2 separate regions of the Homo sapiens genome follow, and region 2 is linked to region 1. Evidence: read pairs that join two places in POLR2A ChIA-PET (ENCODE). Cell type or tissue: IMR-90. All regions are shown on one strand. Links, peaks and the distances in the headings refer to the core of each region. The heading gives the core; the rest is flanking DNA.

The links. Peaks named below come from ENCODE experiments on the same cell type or tissue, not always from the same donor. Only the 100,000 strongest peaks of a DNase experiment are listed, where the experiment ranks them.
Region 2: POLR2A ChIA-PET joins it to region 1 with 13 read pairs; 3 of 35 experiments call an interaction of 5 or more read pairs at or near these places.

What each region holds. Positions count from the first base shown.
Region 1 is chr2:27,851,373-27,868,608 of GRCh38, reverse strand. It overlaps RBKS (ribokinase), which reads left to right. Exons shown (of 8, transcript NM_022128.3): 2 at 10,038-10,170. Among named protein-coding and RNA genes, the nearest start is that of RBKS, 30 kb to the left of the region's middle. In IMR-90, for the core only: no CTCF peak of the experiment used is centred there; a DNase peak (open chromatin) is centred at 8,238.
Region 2 is chr2:27,958,158-27,963,157 of GRCh38, reverse strand. All of the region lies in intron 3 of BABAM2 (BRISC and BRCA1 A complex member 2), which reads right to left. Among named protein-coding and RNA genes, the nearest start is that of MIR4263, 36 kb to the left of the region's middle. RefSeq lists a silencer at 3,302-3,596. In IMR-90, for the core only: no CTCF peak of the experiment used is centred there; DNase peaks (open chromatin) are centred at 977 and 2,687; H3K27ac peaks cover 1,717 bases.

The DNA.
Region 1 (17,236 bases), core at 5,824-10,823:
TTAGTATAGAATTATTGTTTCTTATGCTCTTATATAAATGACTGTTAAGTAAATATTTGTGTGTTTTATGTATTGAATATCCAACATTATAGTCAAAATTGAAAGAATACCAATTGTCAAAGAAAGTAGCATATTGTGGTTAAAAACTATAGCAATGGAGTCAGAAGAGCTGAATTAAAAATTAGCTCAACCCCTAACAGCTATGTGTTTTTTTGATAAGCCAATACCTTTTGAACTCTCACTTTTTCCCTAAAACAGATGATGATAATGCCTACCCTAGATCATCTTACAAATATATTGTTAAGCTCAAAATAACATAATGAGTTCTTGATTATATATGATCACCAAAAATAGTAGATAAATTAAAATTTAATAATTGATTCCAGATTACATTATTTTGTCTTATGCTGATTTATCCTTCTAATTATATTTTGCTTAGGATAAAATTAAAATCTGTTTTTATTTCTTTAAACTACACCAGCAGATGGCAAAAAGATGTAACCCAGATAATTATAATGTAGTGACAGAAGTCATTCTGGAATTTAAAATTTACTATAATTAATTGGCAAAATAGAAAATAAAATATTGGTTTTGTAGTTATTTGTCACTGTCATTTTTATTATTTTACAAATGCATACTTTTCTTGTCTTCAGTGAATTTAAAAGCAGTTCATCAGGAACTTTTGACAAATGACTTTGTTCCACCAAACCCTTTCTGCTCTGTTTTTCAGCATTCTGATTTTCCCACTTTCCAGTTCTTGTACACATACCTTTGCCATCCAAAATAGTTGTCCAATCCCCACTTCCTAATCCCCTATACATACATATACATTTTGCCTGCCCTTGCCTCTTGCAATCTCTAATTCCAAAATTAGCTCATTCCCCACCTCCCTATCCAACCTTTTTTCTTCCTCTAGGACTGAGCTCAGCTGGAAGGAAGTATATATATATAATTATCCAAAAAGATTTGCTGAGCTTAGGTAGTATTTTAATTTTTATGTGTATGTTTAATATTTTGAGTGATAAGCCTCTCCTGACACCTTGTATACTCAGCCCTCCATGCCATACTGGAAGAATAAAAAGGATGTGCCCCTTTTCGTCCCCATTTTTCTGACCATATTCCCAACTAAGTTTATAAAGACTCCCGTCACATAACTTCATTTTCAATTCGGAAATTTCATAACTGGCTTACTTTTTCCCTTGGGCCTCTGTCATACATAGCACTTTTGCCCTGTTCTCACCCCATTGTATTATTTATTATGTACCTAGGCATCTGTCTTCTCAACTTTCTATAATATAATTTCTTTTAAGCTGTAGACCGTTCATTCAAAAATATTTACTTCTGCCCATGTTGGAGTAACTAGTGAGCATCCAGAGATCACTAGACATGCAAAGAATCAGGAAAATGTGATCTATAACCAAGAGTGGGGAGAAAACCACTCAGTCAAAATAAACACAGAAAAACAGGGATGGTGGAATTAGCAAAAAGGCATTTTTTTTTTTTTTGAGACAGGGTCTTACTCTGTCACTCAGGCTGGAGTGCAGTGGTGCAATCAGAGCTCACTGCAGCCTCAACCTCCTAGGCACAAGCAATCCTCCTGCCCCAGCCTCCCAAGTAGCTGCGACCACAGGTGCACGCCACCATACCCAGCTAATTTTTAAATTATTTGTAGAGACAAGGTCTCACTATGTTGCCCAGGCTGGTCTCAAACTCTTGAGCTCAAACAATCCTCCCACCTCAGCCTTTTAAAATGTTGGGATTACAGGCATGAGCAACCATGCCCAGCCAGAAAGGGATTTTAAAAGACCTGTTACAAATATGCTCAGTGATTTAAAGAAAAAGATGAACAGAAGAAAAATGGAAGATCTATAGATGAACCAAATTCCAGGTCTAAAAAATGAAAAATGCAATATCTGAAATAAAAAATCCACTGGATGAGCCTAATAGCAGAGTGAACATGACAGAAGAAAGGATAAGTGAACTTGAAAAACTAGTAAAAGAGATTATCTAAACTGAAGCACAGAGAAAAAAAATGCACAGTGTCTGTGACCTGTGGAACAGCCTACCATATATGTCACTGGAGTCTAAGAATAAAAGGAGAGAGAAGCAGAGAGGCACTAAAAGCGTTTGAAAAAATAATGGCTGAAATTTTTTAAACTTGATGCAAACTATGCAAACAATGAACATCCAGCAGGATGAGCATGATATAAACTACATCAGAGCACATTGTGATCAAATTCCTGCAAATCAGTTATAAACAGAGACTCTTAAAAGCATCCAGAGGTTAAGAAAAAAAAGGTACACATTACATATAGAGGAACAAAGATTGATTGCAGACTTCCTGTCAGAAACAAGATGCAAGTCAGAAGAAAATAAAATCTTTAAAGTGCTTGAAAACTAAACTGTCAACATGGAATTCTATATCTTTCCAATATAAAGGGGAAAGATAAAGACTTCCTAAAGACTTTTTAGGAAAATAAAAGAATTTATCACCAGAAAACTCACACTATAATAAATGTTAAAGGAAGTTCCTTTAGGTGGAACCAAAATGATTCCAGATGGAAACCCAGATCCACCCAAAGGAATGAAGACCCCCAGAAATGGTAAATATATGGGTAAATACAAAGACTTTTTCTTCACTTCTCAATTTCTTTAAAAGGCAATTGACATTTAAAATTAATAAAGTAATAACAGTATTGTGACGTTTACATCATGTGGAAGTAAAATGTATGACAATAGCACAAAGGTTAGGAAGGGGAAATGGAAGAATATGTAAAGTAGATTACATTTTTAAGTAAAGTGGTATGGTACTGTTTGAAAATAAAGTGTGATCAGTTTAAGATGCATATTGTAAACCCTAGATCAACCACTTTTAAAATACTAGGGGAAAAAATCAGCCAGGCATGGTGACTTATGCCTGTAATCCCAACACTTTGAGAGGCCAAGGTAGGAGGCTCACTTTAGGCCAGGAGTTCAAGACCAGCCCTGGGCAACTTACTGAGATTTGTCTCTACCAAAAAAAAAAAAAAAAAAAAAAGGAGGAGGAGAAGGGAAGGTAGAATATAACACACAAACAGGGAACGTAAAATGGAATACAGTTAATCCAAAAGAAAGCAGGAAAAGAAGGAAATGAGTATTGTAATGTCATGTAGTGATATTGCTATGAAGAAAATTGTTGGGAAGCAATGCTTCATGAATGTTTTCATGTTTCTGCATGATCAGGACTTTCTGAGCAAAGATTTCTGGCACCGGATTAAAGAATTTTGTTTGTTTGTTTGTTTGTTTGTTTGAGAAGGAGTCTCGCTCTGTCGCCCAGGCTGCAGTTCAGTGGCGCGATCTCGGCTCACTGCAACCTCCGCCTCCTGGGTTCACGCCATTCTCCTGCCTCAGCCTCCCGAGTAACTGGGACTACAGGTGCCTGCCACCACGCCTGGCTAATTTTTTGTATTTTTAGTAGAGATGAGGTTTCACCGTGTTAGCCAGGATGGTCTTGATCTCCTGACCTCGTGATCTGCCCACCTCAGCCTCCCAAAGTGCTGGGATTACAGGCGTGAGCCGTCGCGCCCGGCCTAAAGAATGTTTGAATGGCAAACAAGCCTTGGAAGTTAAAGACCTGTGGAGAGATTCAGAGACTTCTCCCCAAGATAATTTGTTTTCCTTCTGAAGGTTGTAAACCTAGAGACCCTCCCCTTCTCTCCCTGAGAGGATTTGTTTACAAAGCAAAGGTCAGTAGGTCATGTGCAGGTGATGCATGCTGCTTCTTCCCCCACCCCAGAGGGGAGAAGGAGCAGCAGCTGTGTGTGAAATGTCCTATATAGGCTCCAAAATTTACTATTAGGGAGTTATTCTTATCATGTAACCTTGTGGGGGACTGGAGAACTAAAGTATAAGTATTTAAATGCTGTCTCTGATTCAAAAACCTGGTTTTTTTTTTTCTCAGAATGAATGAGTCAATACTTAAAAATTATATTAAGAAGGGAGTGTCTCCTATAAGGTGGTCTGGGAAGTCCTCTCTAAAGAGGTAACATTTGAGCAGAGATGTGAATGAAGTCAGCCCTGTAAGACTGTAACATGGGAGAAGACCATATGTACTAATCTTTATTGTCTCTCTCATTGCCTGGTACACTTTTTCACACATAAGTAAGTTTTAAATAAATAGGGCTCAAGGATATGACATTGTGAAAGGCTGGTCACTTCTGGCTAGAGTGTTGTTTGTCCACTCTACAAATTCCAGAGTAGCTGCATCTTCAGACAAAATGACATTTTAGTCGCAGACATTTTAGCTAGGAAAAGATATGAGTTTCACGCCTGTAATATCAGTGCTTTGGGAGGCCAAGGTGGGAGGATTGCTTGAGGCCAGGAGTTCAAGAGTAGCCTGGGCAACATAGCGAGACCCCATTTCTACAAAAAAAAAATTAGTTGGGCATGGTTGTGTGCCCCCGTAGTCCTAGCTAATCAGAAGGCCAAGGCAGGAGGATTGCTTGAGCCCAGGAGTTCGAGGTTACAGTGAGCTGTGGTTGTACCACTGCACTCCAGCCTGGGCAACAGAGCAAGACCCTGTCTCTTAAAAAAAAAAGATATGGGTTAGTAATCAAAATCAGTTAAAAACTGCATAAAGCATAATTTATGTTTCATTACCTTAAATAAATAACATATACGTCTGCAAATGAAGGGTTAGGGAACATAGAATGAATTTTTAGTTGGGAGATTTTTTTACAGAGGTAGAAATAGATGTCACTCACTTGATTTTGAAATTACTCTCAGCCTTTTAAATGTGGCATATACAAATGCTGAGAAGAATAAATATGGTTGAAGAATACAGGCAGTAAGAATAATAAATTAGTGTAATGAATTTTAATTGGGTAATAATTAATAGTACAATCTCCTGTTATAGAGGCTTCTGTTGTCAGAAGCTTGCAGCCAAAAGGAGAAAAGATCAGTGCAAAAGCCAAAAAGCAACACATTTGGTGACTTTTGGCTGAAGCCAATATTAGCATGACCTCTTTGGTTGAAAGACTTTTCATCCCCCTATTACCGGGTCATTCCTTCCTTTGGTTCGAATAATCTCTGAGAATCTGTAAAAACCACATCATTGTCAAGAAGTTAAAAGCAATTGATAAGTTGTTCTGGTAACACCTGTCAGTGAATTAACTCAGAGCACAAAACCCAGGCATTTAAGGAGTTGACAAGTATTATTAAACCTGTTTTGCAAGAGAAGAAGCTGGTTCAAAGAGGGAAAAGCTGTCAAAAGTAATACAATCAGTAAGTGGCTCAGGCCTCCTGCCTGGCACACCCAGGCTCTAACCACGTGGCCTCTCATGGCAGGGAAGACTGGGGCCATGTATGAACATTTATCACTGTTCCTTTCAGTCCAACCTGAAGACATTGTGGCATTTTAAAAGCTATGAATTTGTTTTAAATTCAAATATATTTCTTAGGCATGGTTTTCTCTGTTCAGGTTTTCTCCCTCATTCAGAAATTTACACTATTTTTACCTTTAAATGGTAGTAACAATGTATTTCTACTAATACTGTTTCCTTTTCTTTTTAATTTGAGCAATTTAATTTTTCTGTCTTTGACACTCTGTTAAACCTCTTTTTTTTTTTAATTAGAACAAATCATAGTAATGCTTTCATCCCAGGAGACGGTGCTTTGTGCAGATGCTTTCTTGAACCTGAACATAATTTCATGATTTCAATAAGGAAGAAAGATAGGAAAGTCTCATTCAAATTAAATTAGGATTTATAATTCAGAAATGCTTCTGCCTGTTTGTAACTAACTTCCTAGTTGCTCTCTCCACTCTTCAGTTTATTTACTTTATAAAAAATTAAATCCGCCATAAACTGTCTTAGTCTGGGTTTAACAGAAACCAGAGCCTAAGACAGAGGCTTAAGTGCACATAGTCAGTTAGCACTATAACCCCCGAGTCAAGAGCAGGGGACAGGGAAGAAGGAAGAGCGTATACAAAGGTATTTGACATTTGCAAGTTGACCACTGGCTGCTCAGTCCTTCAGGACAGTCTGAAGAGACAGAAGCCCAGGGGTGGAATGAGAGCAGCATTCAGTAAGGCTCTGTTAGGTGACACCTGCGAGAAGCCAGCTGGTGCCCACCAAGAACTGGTGGCTAGTAAATGAGGCAGAGGCCACGTGAATCTGATGTAGTGACAAGTGGTATCGTATAATACACTAAAATATTCTTGTCGTATGTATTTATGTGCATAAGAATATAAAATAACACACAAACTTTTAGTCCCCACCTTTCTTTGTGAATACCTGTCATTTAACTTTTCACTTTTTATGCATGTACATATCATGGGAGAACATATACCTATATCTTTTTCCTTTTAAATAACATAAATCAGCCAGGCACGGTGGCTCACGCATGCAATCCCTACACTTTGGGAGGCCGAGGCAGGAGGATCGCCTGAGTCCAAAAGTTTGAGACCAGCCTGAGCAACATGGCAAAACCCCGTCTCTATAAAAAAATACAAAAAATTAACCAGGAGTGGTGGTGTGCACCTGTGGTCCCAGCTCTCTGGGAGGCTAAGGTGGGAGGATCATCTGAGCCCAGGAAGTTGAGGCTCCAGTGAGCCATTTTTGTGTTCCACTCCAGCCTCAGCAACTGAGCAGACTCTGTCTCAAAAAAAAAAAAAAAAAAAAAATCAGGCCAGGCGCCATGGATCACACCTGTAATCCCAGCTCTTTGGGAGGCTGAAGCAGGGGGATCAGGAGTTCAAGACCAGCTTGGACAATAAAATGAAACCCTATCTCTACTAAAAATACAAAAAAAATTAGCTGGGCATGGTGGTGCATGCCTGTAATTTCAGCTACTCGGGAGGCTGAGGCAGGGGAATCATTTGAACCCAGGAGGCAGAGGTAACAGTGAGCCGAGATAACACCACTGCATTCCAGCCTGGGAGACAAAGTGAGACTCCACCCCCCCCCCAAAAAGAAATGGAACATACTAATCTCCTTATTCCGTGAATTATTTTCTTCACTCGTGTATTACTTGCATCAGGGTTAGGTTTAATGCCATTGTCAACAAGTTGATTTTGCCTTGTAGGAGATACATCAGGACACAGTGATGAACATTTGTTGAATTAGTGCATGAATGAAGGAATATATGACTTCTAGTTACAGTTCTTGCTTGTGGAAGAGGAATGCTGCTGATACTGGGAGTGCAGTGGGCAAGATCTGGTAAAATATGGAGTTGTTATTGTCGGACAGTTGCCCAGTCATCCCTGCCAGTCTCCCCCTGCTTCCCTAATCAACACCTCCACATCCTCATTTCAGAACAGGAATAGATGCTATACGGGGGAGACACAGAAAAGAGACAAAGGGAGGCTGGGCGCGGTGGCTCATGCCTGTAACCCCAGCACTTTGGGAGGCTAAGGCAGGCGGATCACTTAAGGCCAAAAGTTCGAGACCAGCCTGGCCAACATGATGAAACCCCCTCTCTACCAAAAATACAAAAATTAGCCTTGCCTGGTGGCGCACCCCTGTAATCCCAGCTACTTGGGAGGCTGAGGCAGGAGAATCACTTGAATCAAGGAGGTGGAGGTTGCAGTGAGCCGAGATCGTGCCACTGTACTCCAGCCTTGGTGACAGAGAGAGACTCTGTTTAAAAAAAAAAAGAGAGAAAGAGAGACAGAGACAGAGACAAAGGGAGACTCTTACAAAAATCTGTTCAATCAGCAAATATCTGTTAACCTCGTGTCAAGTGACAGACACATTGCATAAAATGGAGAACATGACAGACTTGGTCCCTGTCCTCATGCAGGGAAAGTCTACAGTTAAGGGAAGAAAGAGACAAGAGTAGGGGAAGGATGCAGAAGAAAAAGAGGAGAAATTAGTAAAATACCAAAAGAGTGAAGAATTTCAGTGATCACTGAATTAATACAATGCTTGTGTTAATAGAAGTTGTTTAGAAATGAGTTTAAATCCCAGCCATCTGCTCCCACATCAAACACACCTACTGTACCCATGATTTTGCCCTTCCCCCACATATATATATACATCCCAGTAATAATCTGGTGATTTTTAAATGAATTCTCACAGTTAGTAATAAAAATTACACTTGATTCAAACCAGTGAATTGTAACCCAGATCTAAGTATAGATGTAGTGGAAATCATAAGTTTCTTTAGTGACAGTCTTACTAATCAAGTTATTTGGCCTGTTTTTAGCCACATGGTATATTTTTTCTTTTTCAGGTTGCTCTGAGTGTTGTTTGTAGCAGCATCAGTAAGCCAAGAATTCACATAGTTACTCAATCACACAGATTACTCATCATTGCCTGTTCATAACAGAATCCTAAGATGTTTAAGATTTCTAATGCAAATCAAAATCTCATCATCACTTGTCATTGCTAAATTAAATGACAGGATAATAACATTACATTAAAACCATTTTTCTCTTGATTGAGTACCTTTTTCAGAAGTGAACCTTCTAGATGTATATTTTTTTTCATCAGTACTATAAATGCATTTAGAATCCAAGATAAAAATAGAATTTAAAGGGGAGGAGTGGGATGTTTTCAAATTATTGATGAGGCTCTTTTGAATCTCAACCATATTTGACAGTGTACTGCAAGGGAATGGAGTAGTTCAGCTCAATTTATTGACACTTTTAGAGCTATATAAAGGAGGTTAACAGGTTGAGCTTGGTCTTTATTGAAGCAATCGTGTGTTCTTAGCATCAGTTATATGTCATCCCGTTGCAAACTGGCTGTTAGGACTTGTCATTGCTCTGTTCTAATATAAGATACTGACTTCAGATAGATCACAACCTATGTGGAAAATTAATATAAATTTCTAACCTGTAAAAGCAGTGTAGGTTCTCAGTGGCCTTACCATTGTGAACTTACCTCTTTACCTTTCTTTCCTATCTAAAGCTAGTTAACCTTTTTTGGTCACACCTACCCTCTTTTTATCTGCTCCCTCTGGCCCTTGGCCCACTTCTCTGTGGCCAGCTAGCCAGTGTTCGTGCCACCTGAGCCCATCTTCTTCACTTGCCCTAGAACTCCCCAGAATGCCTCTTTCATTTTAAAGTCAATCATTTCCTTCCATCCTTCAAATATTTTATTTCCTCACACCTTCCATCTTTAATAATATGAAATATAAAAATCTTACCCTGGATCAAACCTTTTATTCTTTTTGCCTCACTTAATACTATCATCATTAGGCAATAATAGCATTATGGTAAAAATTCTTACCTCTTAGAGAAGCTGATGAAGGTATTGACTCAAACAAGATTGGCTATGAAACAATAAGTATTAAATTATTAAATCTGGATGATAGGTGAATGAGGGAAAGGGAAGCCAGTATGCTGTTTTCTCTACTTTTATAGGTTTGTAATCTTCCATAATAAAAATTTAAAAATAACTTAGCTCTTTAGTGTTCCTTTTTTAAAATAGACACCCTTTTTGAGTGAGCACGTGAAATGATGTGGTATGCAGGATGGACTAAGACTAAAACCTGATCCTGCTCTCTGAACACCCCACTCTTACTCTACCCCTTAGTAAACAAAAAAGATTCTTTAGCACCTGGAATTGTAACTTCCCTCTTCTCCTTAGGTCCTGTACTTGATTATCAGAATCCTGGTCTGGTTTAACACTTCCTGCTTCTTGGTTTAACACTTCCTGCTTCTTGTTAAAGTGACCAGATAAACCCATATAGAAATATACATTAATTTCATCCCATTTATTAAATCCCACTGTGAATAAAGTTCTGTGCTGGCATTAAGAAAGAGAATATGAAGGAAAAGTATTCATGAATAACCCTGATGCAGTACAACACTAGCCACAGTAGTGGTCTCTAGGAGAGAGAGAGGAATTCTGTCAAGGAGACTCATTCTTGATAATGATGCAAACTACTAAATGTCATCCTAAAGGAAGAGATAATCTTCGTTGCTTCTGCTTATAGTTCTAATTGTTAAGACTATTTAGAGCTCTACCATATAGCCTTCCCTCTCTTCTAAAGAACTTAAATTGATTACAGTTACCAATATGCTTTTTTCTTCTCTTTTTAAATTACAATAGTCTTACTTCTCGTTTGCCAAAAACTGGAGAAACCATCCATGGACATAAGTTTTTTATTGGCTTTGGAGGGAAAGGTGCCAACCAGTGTGTCCAAGCTGCTCGGCTTGGAGCAATGACGTCCATGGTGTGTAAGGTAAGTACAAAGTATAGTGGAGAGGACTCTAGAGGTAAGAATCTGGTTTTAAGACTGGAGTTCATTGTTTTTAATTTTTTCAACCATTTTAGAGTGAACAGTTCAGTGGCATGTAATACATAGAGTGGCATTTAATACATTCAACCACCACTTCTGTCTTGTTCCAGAACTTTACCATCATTCCAAAACAAAATCCCTTACCCCTTAAGCAGTTCCTCCTCATTCTGTCTTCCCTTTAAAGCCCTGGGAACCACCAGTCTTCATTCTATCTCTATGGATTTATCTATTCGGGACATTTCATATAAATGGAATATATATTATGTGACATTTTGTACCTGGCTTCTTTCACTTAGCATACTGTTTTTGAGGTACAACATTGTAGCATATATCAGTATTTCCTTCCTTTTTGTGGTTGAATAATATTCCATTGTATGGATATACCACAATTTTTTTATTCATCAATGAATGGATTGATGGACACTTGGGCTGTTTCCACCTTTTGGCTGTTATGAATAGCAGTGCTACTAACATGCATATACATCTACTTGAGTACCTGCTTTCAATTCTTGTGGAAGTTTATTGTTTTTAAAGATCTAAATAACAGAGAATAGTCTCCCTTGTCCTTTATACTAATTTCTACCTCATTGAATCCTCTGGGAAGTAGCAGTTCTCAAATAACTTAATGCTGCATTCCCTGAATGTAATGAGTTTGTAACTGGGGTGTGAGAAGTGAGGGAAATTAGCGTACTCCAATGGGTTTCTGTCATCCAGCTTCTAAACAACAGCATGAGTCACCTTGTTTTTAGCAGGTTTCACCGCAGCAACACAGCTTTTGGAAACTTCTTGTAATAACCGGTGATTTACTCATCTCTAAGTCATTTTCTTCTAATGCTGTATCTTAGATCTGAAAAGAATCTGGGCCTTAATGAGCTACATATAACTGAGCTTTTGGCATAGTTTTGTTTTCATGTATGTAGAGATATGATATTGTAACATACAGTATTCCTATTTTTATCCATGCTACCGAAATAATTTGAAAATAAATGGGCTGCCAAAAGTTTTCACTTTTCATTTTTCATGAAATTTTAAGGCGCTAGCATTATAGCATTAGTATAACAGGAAAGGTAGATGATTGTGTTTCTTTGATTTTTAGGGAAAGCCAGCCTGTGTCTGCACATTATTAAAGGGCAAGAAAAATACAAGGAACTTAAAAGAATGAGCTTTCTCCTGTGAACTATGTAGATTTTACCAAAAATTCTCGAAATGTCATTTTTCATTGCAGTCAGCACTTTTCTCTCCACAGGAGTTTTAAATGATGTATAAACTATACAATTATCACTCCATCTGCTAGTAAACTGTAATTTTATTTCTAACCTATGATTAACATAATTTTCACATGGCTATTTGGTCAAAAACATCACGTGAAGCATCAGATTCAAAGCAAGAAACCCTCTTTTGCTAAGATTGAGCTCTTGATAGATTTAAAATATCAGTGTAATTAATCAGCAATTAATTATGTTCCAGGAATTATGGGTCTGTGAGAGGTGGCTGATTAAAAACTTAGGCCTGACCCATCTCATACCTGATTAGCTATGGAGCGTTTGGAGAGTAATCAGATGGTGCTGACTTAATTAAGAGGACCTGGGAACTGGAAAGAGGATGATATAATTTCCTGTGTAGGAAAACTTGGACATAGAATTGGCGTTGGAAGCTATGCACCCAAAATGGCTTCGCTGGGAAGAGGGGAGTTCCTAGAGCTGGAGACATTAAAGGAGAGATTAGAGAACCCCTCTCTTGGATGTTTTATGGAAGCTATTTATGTAGCCATTAAAGTCAAGATTGGATGTCCCCTGGGATCTCTTCCAACCCTAAGATTATGAAATTGATTTTATTTTAGGTCTGTTGAATTTGAGGCAAAGAAAGAAATGACAAAGAGAAATATTTGAGTTATGGAACTGAACGTGGGAAATGAATCCTAAAACCATATGAGTGGATAGGAGAGGAATAGAAGCAGGGGGCTGTATTTTGGGAAATGTTCCAGTTAGGAGGTTGATTAAAGCAAAGGTACCATTTGTGTGTGATGGTTTATGTTAGCATCTGTACAATTTTGAAAGTTCTATACATCTACCATGCCCCTGATTTAGTCACCTAATGCTTAGCACCACAGTGGATTTTAGCCTGTGTGTCTGCCTAGCAGAGGATCAAAAAACATGACTGCAGCTAAAACCTATCCAGGGTAACTTTGGTTAGATAACTTGGAACCTTTAGACATGGAATTATTTAAAAGCTTAAGCAAATTGCATAATATTCTCAGACTTCTTAAAAAGAAAATCATATATTTTTGTAAAAGAAGTTATTATCTGTCCATTAATCATATTTTATCCATTGTGAGATACATTTTTATTAAGCAAATTAGCCAAACTTGCTTTATAGCAGTTTTTTAAAGATGACAAGTTCTAAGTAGAAACCAAAACCATGAAATTTATCAAGATAAAAATGAACAGAAGGAGCAAAAGAAAAACAGGTAAAAATTTTCTATGGCTTTCTCAGCAAGATTTATTTACCTCTTGCTACCTATAACAAACTAAAATTCAAACTCTTATGAAGTAAGATTGATGGCCCAAACAAACTTATATTGAGCTAGGGAGAAATATTTGTTAAGATATTGTGACAAAGAATATTAAATGAGTTACCTCATTATTTATACAGTGATACATGTATAATGAAACACTTCAAGTACTTAAGAGTTAGTCAGTATTTAGCTGAGTCATGGACCAAAGCTACAGTCTAGTGATAACTGGAGATGGTATTTTCAGATTTAAAATCCTGGCAGATATTGTATAAAATGAAAGTCTTCCTCCCAGGGCAAAGAGCCTATTAGGACATCTTTCTTAAATCTTCACCTGAGTTAAGTGTTTCCTGCTCCATTCCATTGAAGCCAAATGTTAAGAAGAGGAAGTTATTCCTAAACATCAAAAGTTGGCAGTTCAGGAGAGGACCATGGTCAAGTAAGGAACTCAAGATGCACTGGCCCAGTATGAGCACAGAAACCATGAGCAGGTATGAACCCAAATGACCCAGGTCAGGAATCAGCAAACTGGAAACACCTTCAAGAAATTACCCTGTCTTGCTTCCTTCAAATGTGAGACTATCAAACTATCCTTCAAATATGAGACTATCCTTCATATATGAGACTATCAAACTCTCTAATACAGGTAGCTATCTGTTTTCCCTTCAGAACCATCAAGCATGAAGTTTTGTGACAGAGGTGATACTGATGCAGGCTGCCCTGAGGGGCTTAGCCAAGGAGGGTTCTTGGCTTTGCCCAGGCAAGAATTTAAGAGTGAGCCAAGGATAAGAAAAAGCAACTTTGTGTGGTGGGGGGGCGGGGGGTAGTAAGAACACTTAACTTGAGATCTACCTTCTTAAGAGCATTTTAAGCATACAATAAAGTATTATGAACTATAGGCACGATGTGGTACAGCAGATCTCTGGATCTTATTTTATCTTGCCAAATGGGCAGGAGGAAACTTGGAGGTGATGGATGTTTATTACACTGATTGTGGTAATGGTTCCACAGATGTATGCATGTATTCAAACCCATCAAAATGTATACATTAAATATATGCAGGGTTTTTATTATAATTATATCTCAGTAAAGCTGTTAAATATTAAAAAAAAAAAAAAAGAAAAAGCAACTTTGATTGAACCAGTGCTGCAGGGCTAACTGATAGGCTATGTGCCCAGAGGGTAGTGTATGGGCTGTTAGCAACTATATTTACATGTACTTTAAATTATATGCTAATTAAGAGGCAGGTTATTCAGAACTTTTTGGAAAAAGGGTGGGGAATTTCCAGAACTATAAAAGGTAACTTCTGGGCCATTGCCATGGCATTTGTAAACTATCTTGGGTCCAGTAGGAGTGTCTTGTGCTAATGAGCAGTGAGAGCAACTAGAGGTCACTTTCCTCTTTTCAGCCAGCGTCTTCATTGCACCATGTTTTGACCAGATCCTGCTTCCACCAGCAGGGTCCAACTGGAAAATAAGACCTGCTGGCCTCCTAACTCGGTACATTAAGGTGGTGCTGTTCAAAGTCCAGTCCTCAGGCTGGTGCCAGGCTGCATGCAGATTGTCACCGGTCCAAACAGCACAGGAATTGAGAGTAAGCAGTTAGGATCATTTATAGCAATTTGACAGAATAACTTTACAACCGTTGAATATAATAGTAATAATAAATTAGGCCTTGTAGTTTGTATGACTCTTTTTTGTTTTCATCTCCTTGTTATTGTATTTTATAAAATTGTTAGTCCACAATGGATTGAAAACAAGAAAAGGAAAACAAGGCCAGTGCTTCTCCACGGATAGCTTGAAAAGCAGTGCATTAGAGTATCCATCACCTTAACCAAAAAGTACCTTCTGTGCTAGATTACTGTGGGAGAATCATCTGATCATGCATTGAGATTTTCATTTTCAGAGATCAAAAATTAGTCACCAGGTCTTTCCAGGTAATATATAATGAGGTGAAATCTGTCCTTTCCTGAACTCTGTTGAAAGACAGCTAGATATAATTAGTTGGCTATGTTGATTGGAATGCTTAGCCATATGTTCAAACAAATGATCCTATAACCAAGCAAATAATATAAACCTTGTATAGGAAGAAATGGTAGAAATGAGAGAAAATAACTGGATTATCTCAAACCTATCACCACTCTCAGATAATCAGGCCTAATAATGGTGATTGCAGCATTAACTTTGTATATTAAAGGTCTTTATTTTTTTCTGAGACAGGATCTCACTCTGTTGCCCAGGCTAGAGTGCAGTGGTGCAATCTGGGCTCACTGCAGCCTCAACCTCCCCGGGCTCAGGTGATCTTCCTGCCTCAGCCTCCCAAGTAGCTGTGACTACAGGCATATTCCACCATACCCAGCTAATTTTTGTATTTTTTGTAGACAAGGTTTTGCCATGTTGCCCAGGCTGGTCTCAAACTCCTGAGCTCAAGCAATCTGCCTGCCTTGGCCTCCCAAAGTGCTGGGATTACAGGTGTGCACCACCAGCCCAAAGGCCTTTTTTTTTTTTTTTTTTTTTCAGAGACAGGTTGCCTGGGCTGTAGTACTACGGTGCTACAGCTCACTGCAGCCTCAAACTCCTGGGCTCAAGCAATCCTCCCACCTCAGCCTCCAGAGTAGCTGAGACTACAGGCATGCAGCACCACACCCAGCTAATTTTTTAATTTTTTGTAGAGATGGGGTCTTGCTGTGTTGCTGAGGCTGGTCTCGAACTCCTGTCCTCGAGCAGTCTTACCACCTCAGCCTCCCAAAATGCTAGGATTACGGCATAAGCCACCATGCCTAGCCTAAAGGCCATTATTAAGGTAAACACCCCTTTATCTAGGATTTAAACAACCAGCAAGCTTTAATAACTGAGATTTTATATATTCTTCTTATGTATTTTGTTATAAGGCCACAAATGACAAGTTAAAAGTTAATATGAAGGATTTATTCAAAAAAGCAACAGCTGGGTTTTGTATGACAACAAATGCAACTTAGTCTCCTCAACCAGCTGTTCACTATAACCCTCAGGCACTGAAAAGTGACAAAATGTCTTCAGTTGCAAGGATTAAATTATATTCATCTTAGTTTTAGTGTTAAACATATTTTCTGTATTCTAATGCTTTGAAATCGGTAACCTGTTTTAATATATGTGATAACTTCTTGAGCAGAATATTCAATTTCATGTGGCCTTGGGTAGGATGTTTTGATATCCTGTGTTTTATTTACCCCAAATGTATGTTGAGGAGTAGAATTACTAGATGGTTTCTGCCATTTGAGGATTCCAAGCAGCCTAAACAACCATTCCTCAGTCATTTTGCAAAATAGAAGTTATGATGCTGACTGAAGTTGCCCTCCTTAGCTTCAGGTCATAGTTCTGGACTCTGGAAGCCCTCCCAAAGCTCTTCTTCAATGCAGAAAGATCCCTCCCAGTGATAAGAGTGAAGGAAGCACCTCAGTCCCCTTAGCTGAAGAAATGCTCTTGTTCCTCATACACCCAGCCCTTTTGCTTTCCATGACCCTTGCTGCATTGTCAAATACAGAAGCCACTAGCCACATGTGGATATTTAGATTTAAATGTAATCAAAGTTAAAAAATTGAATTCCTGTCACACAGTCTGTATTTCGAGTGTCTGTATTGGGCAGAACAAATAGAAAACATTTTCTGTATTGGACAGCACAGATATAGAACATTTCATCATTGCAGAAAGTTCTATTGGATGGCACTACTCTACAATATTCAGGGCGGAACTGAGCCTGGGATTTCCAAAGAGCATGTTGAGTTCTGAGAGTTCCCTTTTGGCTTATGTGCAGGTGCTTGTCCATAGTTGCTCTTGACCTGGCTTCCTTCACGTGGAACAAGTTAACACAGACAGGTTATCTCAGACTATGCGGGTTTCCAAGAATCTTTCTACCCAAAAGTATTTCACTGCTGTAGTCAAAAGAGTGTGAGGGTGCCTTCAAGGAGGCTGTTGGAAACAAAACCTTGTATGGAACCATTCTAGAATAGTTTGGGTGCTTGTAGTCATGTTCCTTCAAGAATGGAACATGACAGCCGGGTGTGGTGGCTCACGCCTGTAATCCCAGCACTTTGGGAGGCTGAGATGGGCAGATCACCTGAGGTCAGGAGTTCGAGACCACCCTGGCTAACATGGTGAAACCCCATTTCTACTAAAAGTACAAAAATTAGCCAGGTGTGATGGTGCACACCTGTAATCCCAGCTACTCGGGAGGCTGAGGCAGGAGAATCACCTGAACCCAAGAGGCAGAGGTTGCAGTGAGCGGAGATCGCACCATTGCACTCCAGCTTGGGCAACAAGAGCGAAACTCCGTCTCAAAAATAAAAAAATAAAAAATTTAAAAAAAAAAGAATGGAACATGACTACAAGATGGGTCCAAGGAAAATGAACAGAAGGACAACTAATGTGATCAAATCCTAAAGAATCTCCAGTAAGCTTTTAAGAAGACTAGACTAACAAATATGAAATCGCCAACAATATAAGATGGTATTGAACTATG
Region 2 (5,000 bases), core at 1-5,000, 100 kb before region 1:
CGATTTCCTTCATCTATAGTCTGCTGCCATTATCCACAATTTCTTCAACCAGATGATTACTGTGGTAATTCTAGTAATTCCACTTGTCAAAAAGATCAACACTATAAAAGGAATTTTGGTATGGTTAATTAGTTCAAATAAGAATTCTGCTGAGAGCTCCTTTCAGTACCATAAAACTGTCAATGCAAATAAGAAAATAAAGTTGTTTTGTTCCTACGACAAAAATATTTTTTGAATGAGCACTGTAATGTTGTCTCGTGGATAATATTCTTTTTAATGATAGTAGCTACATATGCATTTACCAAGAACACTACTAAAGCAATTGCTACAATAGGTAGTAAATTAGATGACATCAAATGGTCTTTAGCTCTAAAAACATATGCAGTTCTTTCAGTTCAGTTAATTATTAAGATGACATAAATTCTGACAAACCCATGTTTCTTAAGAGGTACTATAGCAAAATAGTAGCTTGAAGAGCTAATATTCTATTTTAATTAAATTTGCTTTTGACCATATCAAATTTCTTTCTGATCCCTTCTGTTTCATAAAATAAAACTGGGTACTTATTTAAATCAAAAGCTACAGTTAAAATCTTTTGATAACTTCATTTCTAAATACATTTTAAGTACATTTGAAAATGAAAACCCAATTTTTTCACTCACAAATGCTCAAAGAGTTTAGCTATACGTATCTGGTCCACTTTATTATCTTGACCTTTAAGTTTCCTTCCCTCATATTTCCCACATTAAAGAAAAACCACCAGGCACAGTGGCTCACACCTGTAATCCCACCACTTTGGGAGGCCAGGAGGATCCCTTGAAGCTAGGAGTTAGAGACCACCCTAGGCAATAAAGCAATGCCCTGTCTCCATAAAAAATTAAAACATTAGCCAGATGCAGTGGCTTACACCAGTAATCCCAGAAACTTGAGAGGCTGAAGCCGGAGGATTGCTTTAACCCAGGAGTTTGAGGCTGCAGCAAGCTATGATTCAGTACATTCCAGCCTGGGTGACACAGAGTGAGATCTCATTTCTTAAAAAAAAGAAACAAACAAAAATTTCCAAATGATTTTAGAAAGTAGTTCAAAACTGTTGTTTAACTTATGAATCAAAAAGATATAATTAAGGGGGGCCAGGCATGGTAGCACACGCCTGTAATCTCACTATTTTGGGAGGCTGAGGCAGGATAATCATTTGAGCCCAGGAGTTTGCGATCAGCCTGGACAACATAGTGAGACCCCATCTCTACAAAAAAAATTTAAAAATTAGCCAGATGCGGGGGTGCATGCCTGTAGTCCCAGCTACTCAGGAGGCTGAGATGGGAGGATCACTTGAGCCTAGGAGGTCAAGGTTACGGTGAGCTATGATTGCACCACTGCACTCCAGCCTGGGTGACAGAGTGAGACCCTCTCTCTCAAAAAAAAAAAAAAAAAAAAAGATAATTAAGGGAATTAGAGATGTATTAGGCCAGGTAATAGAAGTGAATCACAAATCCATATTACTGGGTCAAGGCATAGAAGATACAATCACATGCTAACTACAGATACTCCTCAACTTACAATGGGGTTACCTCCCAGTAAGCCCATCATAAGCTGAAAATATTGTTAAGTAAAAAATGCATTTAATAACCTACTGAACATCATAGCTTAACCTAGCCTACCTTAAATGTGCTCAGAACACTTACATTAGCTTATAGGTAGGCAAAATCATCTAACACAAAGTCTATTTTATAATAAAGTGTTGACTATCTCATGTAATTGATTGACTACTATACTGGAAGTGAAAAGCAGAATGGTTGCATGGGTACTCAAAGCATAGTTTCTACTGAATGTGTATCACTTTCGCACCACCGCAAAGGGAAAAAATCCTAAGTTGAACCATTGTAAGTTTGAGGATCGGACCGTCTGTTGTCTTAAAAACACATATAGCAAAATAAAGCACTTAGGACTATTCTCTACATCTCAAAGCTGAAACTGAGCCTTTGTCTCACATAAGCCTGATTAACTTCTCACCCTGTCTTCACCAATTTCTGCAGGTGATTTCTGTCCTCAGAAACAAAAAAAAAATAACCAACCACAAGTTGTTACTCCTAAAGTGTCTAAGAGATGGCCACACAATAATGGAAGTTTTTCAGTTTACTTCCCAATGCCAACTGACCACCACCTTCCCCAGCTGATGTATGGCAGAAGGCATTAGCATCTGATAGTGTGTTTGCTTCCTATTCAGCAAAGCCATTGCTTATCCTTATTTCTCATCATAAGCAGTTGATTTGCTCTTATCTACTAATACTGAGAAGCAGGTTATTATTGTATGATAATAAAGATGATATTTATTTCCTAACATGTGAAGTGGAAAAAGCATTGGGCTTGGGACTCAGAAGTCCTGGACTTGAGTTCCAGGTCCCTGATCTCCCAGTTATTTGACCTCAGGCTAGTCACTTAGGCTCTGTGGTCCTGTCTTATATGTAAAGCAAGACAGCCAGCCCTCAGAAAGTTGTTGGAAGATTAAAATGAGATCATTTTAAGTAAAACTACTTTGGAAAATACGAAATGTTATATGACTGTAAATATTTCTTTCTAATTCCTAGCTGAGCTACGCAAAGTAGAAACTTAAGGCTGATGTGGCACAGCTCGACACAGACAAGCAACACTTGCCAAAAAATCAGTAGAAATAACCACAGAATGCTAGCTGGGGAGAAAAAAAAAACCACACCAATCTTTCTTTGAATTCTGAGTTCATTGTTTAACAATGAGTCTTTTGCTGACTGCACACACAGGCACAAACCAGAGCACTAGCAGCAGAATCAAACTTGCACACAAAGGGCAATCTTGGACTATGCCTTATACTTTAGCTCCCACAAAATAGTGCTTGGAAGTCTGTGCAAAACTCCACCCGCCTTCACAAACTTTGTGAAAATCAAGTTTATTAGCCTGTGGAATTCATGAAAAAAACTGAATACTTTCTACTGTCAAATAACTCTGAAATGCCCAGTAACTGGATAAGAAAGATGTAAAAAAAATGGTATGAAGGATCCTTTGAGTTCACACACGACAGATCTAAACAATAAGTCTAACAATGAACAAAAGCAAGTCCAGTAATCCACAGAAGATGAAGTGGGGAAAAAAATCTATTGAAATGAATGAAAAATTAAGATGCTGAAAAATTAGGATGAAGCAATCAGAATTCTTCAAAAGTAGACATAAAAAATGCTTTTCAGAAGCAATGAATGAAAAGACTAAAAAATAAAAATAAAACTATGACCAGAGTAAAAACGGTTAAAGACACACAAGCTCTAGCCAACATTCACTGAAAGTACGAAAAAAAAAAATCAAGCAAAAGAAAATGAGCAGTTTTTCAAAAGCAATAGCATCAAAATGGCAATTTTTTCTGATAGTTTAAATGTAAGTTGATGATAACAAAGGACAAAGACAGTTGTGCCTCTGCCAGGAAAATTACGCAAGTCAGACAGAAGGAAATCAAGCAGTGTCTGTGACAGCGAGTTATCTACATGTATTGCAGTTTTCAGGGAAGAAGTAGAGAAAGAAGCAAACACAAGTCACAACATCTCAGAAGTGCCAAGGTCACTCCAACACAGCAGGAAAAAAAAAAACAGAACATTAAGAAATATTGAAATAGAAGCATGTGACAGAGATTAAAAGTGAAATATATTAGACTCCTGATAACCTAGGAGCAAATTCTATCTTCTGACTAGACTACATAAAGATTGGATATATCACAGTTATCCTGTCATGAAACTACTGTTCTTTTATCCAGTAATAGTATTTTAATGAGGCTCTCCAGCATCTCTCTTCATGAAACATTAATTAAAAGATTCCAACAATTAATTAGGTATCTTATGTCACTAAATGGAAAACTGTCTGTCTAAAACTTGCAGGATTCCTAGGCTCTTAGGACCATATTTAAACAAGGAGCATGTAATCCTTCACAGAAACAATACATTGACTCGCATGTGGTTGGTGACCAGATTGCTGGATGCTACAGAAAACAATTCTTACTTTTATAGAAGCAACTCTGCCACTCAATTAGCAACTCATGCTGAGTCCTCAATTTGGACAAAAGCTCTCTAAAGCTTCATAGTTAGAACTGGAGATTTGTTGCCTTCTTCTCTCAAGAAAGCACTTAAAATCTAAGTACCCACTCTAAAGGTGGTGTCCTTCCATTTCACAAAACTACAAGTGGCTTTGGGTTATTCAAATTCCTCAAGTTATCTTGAGATTCAGAACTCACGAACACAGAGCCACATTGAGCCCAAGGCACTCCTCTGGAAAAAACCATCTCTCCTTCTTCTGCAGGGCTCAAAGTACTTCACACTGATAGTGTATACTGTGTGCAAATTCTCCCAAGGAAGGCAGACCACTCACACTTAATGACAAAATGCCAAGCCTCTGTCTGTCTTTCCTCACAAGAGTATTTGTTAGGCAAGAAGCTAAAGGTCAGTCATCTATACCATCTTCAATACTTTCCACCAAGCAGCCAGGCCTTTGTAGACCTTCTACCTCTTGGCAGGTGAGCTCTACTTCAACTTCATAAAAAATAAAAATTAAAAAAAAACTAAATATACATATATACATATATATGTGTGTGTATATATAAACATATATAAGTTTATGCATATATGTATATGTATATATGTTATATATATACATTTATAAACATTTATATGTATATATATAAAATATATAAAGCAGCCAGTGGAATTCTTGAAAAAACTAAATGCTGTTTACTGTCATCAGTTGTGAATTCCTCACCCTTTCTCCTCAATATTCACCCATTTCTTTCCTAATCCTTTTGTCTTTTCCTTCTCCCTCTGGAGACTTAACCTCTATATCTCTGCTCTTCTCCCCATCTCTTCCACCCTCCTACAGGCTCTTGTCCACTCCTATTCTTCAGGGTCTACATTCCAATTACTACTGCCACCTACAAAACTACCCCAAACTCAGTGCTTAAAACAACCATTTTCTTATGCTCATAGATTCTGTGG